Linked DNA regions of Mus musculus: region 1 is linked to region 2. The links are chromatin loops, found by intact Hi-C in ENCODE. Cell type or tissue: heart. All regions are shown on one strand.

Region 1 (2,500 bases), 94 kb after region 2:
CACCAGCTTTGTAGAAACTTGCTTATGTCCTCGATCTCCCGTGCTGAGGAAGGTTCTGGCATAACTCGGCATGTCTTAGGCTCTGGCCTATTTCCCACTCCACCCAGCCAGCTTGGCAGTGACACTGGCTGTTGAGTGGCCTGTGAGGTCAGACAACTTGAGGAAAAGCAAGATAGCGACTGAATCATGTTTTTCCTGATAGCACGGAGTTCTTTTCCTTACCCAGTCTCCAGGAAGTTAAAGTATTTATGGTCTCCGTGGAAATGGAGTCTGTTACATAAAATGGATCCCTCACCTGTGGAATGTGTGGGTCGTTTCCTGGCTCCCTGGCTGCATCCGGAAGGCGAGGGCTTAGGCGGGTCTTTTTTTTTTTTTTTTTGGTGAAAGTTCTTCAAGGCATCTCACAGCCCCAGGCGAGCTGACAATTCATCACCTCCCTAGTAAATGCTCCGCAGTGGTTTGATAACTGTGGATGAAAGTTTCAAAACAAATCACAACTTTTGCCCTGCTTTCTGCACATGATCATAACTGAGGGGCAGGGAGGGGACTATTTATGGTATCAAATCTGTAAGCACTGCAGGTGGGTGTAGCTCTCCTTCCCTTCCGTTGCTTTGACTTAGGGGTCTTTACTAAGGTTTGACTCACTTAGCAGGTACCTTATAGTCACCTGGACTACCTGTGTGTCCTTGAGGGCTGTGGGTCATGGTGGTGGGGTCACATGCAGGTCAGTCTCAGTGTAAGGCCTCATTACTGACAGACAGGACAAGAAAGTAAAACCAGGTCCTGGATTCAGTTTTATCCTAAAATGGATGCTGTGGTTTAAATATGAACTCTCCCCTATGGGCTCTGCAATGGTTTGAATAAGAATGGCTGCCATAGCCTCCAGGCAGCAGGGGCTACAACCATTTGAGAAGGATTAGGAGGTGTGGCCTTGTTGGGGGAAGTGCGACCCTTGGGGATGAGTTTGGAGGTTTGAAGAAGCTCACAACAGGCCCAGTGTTTCTGTCTGCTGCCTACAGGTGGGGATGTAGCTCTTCGCTACTGCCCTAGCGCCAAGCATGCCAGCCTGCACGCTGCCCAACTCCCCACCAGGATGACAACAGACTGACCCTCTGAAATTGTAAGCAAGCCCCCGATTAAATACCTCCTTTAGTAAGACTTTCCCTGGTCATGGCGTCTCTGTGCAGCAGTAGAACAGTGACTAGGCAGGTTTGTATGTTGGAACACTTGGTCCCTAGGTGGTAACACTGTTTTGAAAGGTTGTGGAAACTTTAGGAGGGGGGGGGGGTCTTCGTGAGAAGTGGGTCACTGGCGTCATGTGACCAGCAGGCTCCACCCCCCCCAGTGTCATGTGACCAGGAGACTCCACCCTGCCGCTGTGACAAATACCGTGTACTTTATTCCAGTCAATACAAAACAGTTAACAGTAGAAAATGATGACCCAGGTGTCATGGTGCACACCTATAATCCCAGCAGGAGTCAAGGTGGGAGGGTCATAAGACTAGTCTGGTGAGACATCACAAGACCGTGTCTCTAGAAACCAACGATGATGGTGATGATGATGATGATGGTATTACTATTTTTTTCTTAAAGAGCTGCTTTGTTAAAGAAATTTTTTGAGCTTTTGCTTGTGATGAGAGATCATTCTAGAGGGCTCACATGGTCCTGATGGTTTTTAATCTTTTTCATTATATTTCATTTAATGTGTCAGTGTTGTGTGTACACATGGAGGGTTGCCAAGTCTTAGGGTTGCCTTTTTCTTCCACCATGCAGTTCCCAAGGCTTCAATGCAAGTGGCAGGGGCTGAGGTGAGCATCTTTACTTGCTGAGCCATTTCTCCAGCCCTGGCTCATACTCTTGTGGATGGCTTCTGGGTTATTTTTAGTATTGATGCTCTTTCTTAACATTTCTTCACATTACTGTTATCTGCCACTCTTTCTAAAGTCTCACCGAATGGTTAGTGTGACCACATCATTCCGAAGTTGACTTCGGGATTTGCTGTGATCTTGGCCATGTATATTTGCAAATACCCTTGTATTTTAAAAATATGATTTCTCTGTGTATGTAGCCCTGGCTCTCCTAGAACTCACTACATAGACCAGGCTGGCCTCAGACTCAGAAATCCATCTACCTCTGCCTTCTAAGTGCTAGGATCAAAGTCATGACCGCCACTGTCATATTAAACTTGATTATTTTCTGGATGGCTGTTTTACGATGTCAGTTGAGGCACAGGCCTTCCTGAGAGCTGGAGGAGACCTCTTGCCCCTGATGTTCTGTTATTACAGCGTCATGGGCATCATGATGCAGACAGCAAAGAAGAGGTATTCATATGGAGACCGATCTTCCTCTGTAGTCTGCTTCTGATATGTAAGATGTAGTAGAACAAAATAAATTCTGGGTTTCCTCCTCCCTTCTTGGTCCTGAAAACGACTTTGGATGATGTCGTGTAACTCATCCTGGTTTCTGTGGCCTTTGCTGGTGACGCCTGATGTGGCTGGCA
Region 2 (2,500 bases):
GAATAAGACAAGGCTGATAGTTCTCCAGATTTTCATAGGGCAGAGCTAAAACCAGGAAATATTATCAGGTGAAGGAAGTTGGAGCGAACGTCTAGACTGTCAAGCGCTTCATTAGAACACAGTCAAACAAGCTACATAAATTGGGACTTTCAAAGCCTACAGAGGCGAGATGTGGTGGCCTGTTGGCTAGGCCACTCGTGGGATGCACAGGGGTGGGATGGAGGGAGGATGAGTGATGAACTGATTTTCAAGGTCTGGCTAAATGTACCTTAAATAAGGAGGTTCCCATCGCTTTCAGAGAGAGAGAGAGAGCTGCTCTCCAGCAATTGCTTTAGGAACCACGTCAGTTTCAGGAGCACAGGTGTGTGGAGTGGGGGGGCCTGGCAGGCTGTACTATGAGGGGCTCATCTTCAGCACCTATGACTTGGATACCACTCAGGCAGCCCTTGTTCCTTCAAAACAGATGCAACATTTCTTCTGTATCCTCCAACCAGCCAAGATCCAATGCGTCTTAGCTCTCGATCGGTTACCAAAATCTTGACACTCACAGTTTTGTCTGCATATTTTCCAAACATGCAGAGGTGTGACTTTTATAAGGAGTATTCAGTTCTAACAGAGAGTATTTCTGAGTGTCATCTAGGATAACAACCTTGGCAATAAAGAGTACAGATTCACAAGCTCGTGTTAGCGTACTTATGATTTAAAAATTTTTATGACGGAGTAAAGTTGCTACGAGTCACTAGTAAACTGTACCTTAGATTCTGAGTTTTGATGTCATCGCAGATATCCGTAGAATGAGTCTGTCTCGAGATGCCTGACAACAGCAGCAGCCATGGCTCCTGGGGGCCACATACCAGAACCTACCACATCTACAAAGAACCCTTCTCTATCGCTTGTATCCATAAAACAGTTCTACCTTTTGCTTTCAGCATTGTAGGAGGTAATGATATGATAAAGCAAACGATGATATATATATATATATATATATGTATATATATGTATATATATGTGTGTGTGTGCGTGTGTGTGCATGTGTGTATGTATATATTAGATATTAAATATATATAATTCACACACAAATATATATGTATAAATACATATGTGTATTTATACATACACATATATACATACATATATATGTATATATATATATATGCATATTTGATTTTTTTGAGATAATGTCTATGTAGCTTTGGCTGTCCTGGAACTCACTATGTAGACCAAGCTGGCCTTGAACTCATAGAGATCCACCTACTTCTGCCTCCTGAGTTGAAAGCCTGTGCTACCATACCCATCTTAGAGACTACGATATTTTCTATGTTAAATGTGTCACATATATTTTGATGTAGAATGTTTTCAATTTGAGGTGGCTTACTCAGGAGAGAACCGTACCCCACGTCAGTGTCCGTGTGTTTTCCAGGTGTTGGTTGTGCTCTTTAGCCTTCCTAGCTCCTCCATGGCATGGTGGCGCTGACTTTCTCCCTCTCTTCTAAGGATGGTTGTCCTTAACACCTCCTACTGGGGAGTCAGGGAAATGATCAACATGAGTATCTGAGAAAAGTAATTTCAGAAATGCAAGGAAAGTCTAAAAGAGCTCGCACCTCTGGTGGATAACCATGGTTGCCGACTTGACTGGATTGAGAGATGCCTCAAAGATTAGCAAAGCAAAGCACATTTCTCTGCGTGTGAAGGGCAGTGTGTGTGTGTGTGTGTGTGTGTGTGTGTGTGTGTGTGTTACATGCATGTGGGGGGTACATGTGTGGGGTGGATGTTTCTAGAGAAGATTAGTGAAAGACCTGGGGCTGGAGGCTGAGATTCAGCAAAAGGAGAAAAAGGAGGAAGGCCACAAGGATACTGTTAATATCTCTCTATCCGTCCATCCGTCTGTCTGTCTGTCTCTGTCTCTGTCTCTCTCTGCTTTCCTCTGTCTCTGTCTCTCTGTCTCTCTCTGTCTCTCTGTTTCTCTCTTTCTCTCCTGTCTACCACGAGGTGAACAGCCCCCTGCAGACCTATCAGTCACCACGATCTTTTCTTCCCTCAGTGTAGGTCAGAAACAAGCAGTTACGTGGTCATGGGTTTTAAACTGACATTATGAGTCAAAATAAACATTTCTTTCCTCATCCTGTTCCTCTCCAGCATTTATCACAGCAACAAACAGACTGACAGAACCTCCGTAACCACAGACCCTGGGACATGGTCTGTGGGTACCAGAGTTCATCTGAGGGGCTGCCAAAGGCAATTATTCTAAACACAAAACTTCTCTCTTAAAGAGAGGAAGAAATTATCAAAGATAAGAAAGACTTCCTAGAGAATCACACAAAGGCCAACTTGTCAAACTGCGGGTTTTCGGCTGTTTCATTAGAGGATATTAATTATACATAATGGGCTTATGACATTTTCACACTTCCAAATAATACATTTTGATCGCACTTGTTACTCACGACCCTCTTCCAAACTTCTGGAACTTCTGCTGATAGTCCCATCTTTACAGCCAGTCCTG

The links. Peaks named below come from ENCODE experiments on the same cell type or tissue, not always from the same donor. Only the 100,000 strongest peaks of a DNase experiment are listed, where the experiment ranks them.
Region 1: it touches region 2 in a loop (1.9-fold over the local background); 1 of 42 quality-filtered maps calls a loop at or near these places.

The regions. Positions count from the first base shown.
Region 1 is chr13:46,881,285-46,883,784 of GRCm38, reverse strand. All of the region lies in intron 2 of Kif13a (kinesin family member 13A), which reads left to right. Among named protein-coding and RNA genes, the nearest start is that of Gm22960, 20 kb to the left of the region's middle. In heart, a CTCF peak has its summit at 1,013; a DNase peak (open chromatin) is centred at 184; H3K27ac peaks cover 1,231 bases.
Region 2 is chr13:46,975,752-46,978,251 of GRCm38, reverse strand. No RefSeq gene overlaps it. Among named protein-coding and RNA genes, the nearest start is that of Gm52038, 14 kb to the left of the region's middle. In heart, a CTCF peak has its summit at 1,520; no DNase peak of the experiment used is centred here; H3K27ac peaks cover 442 bases.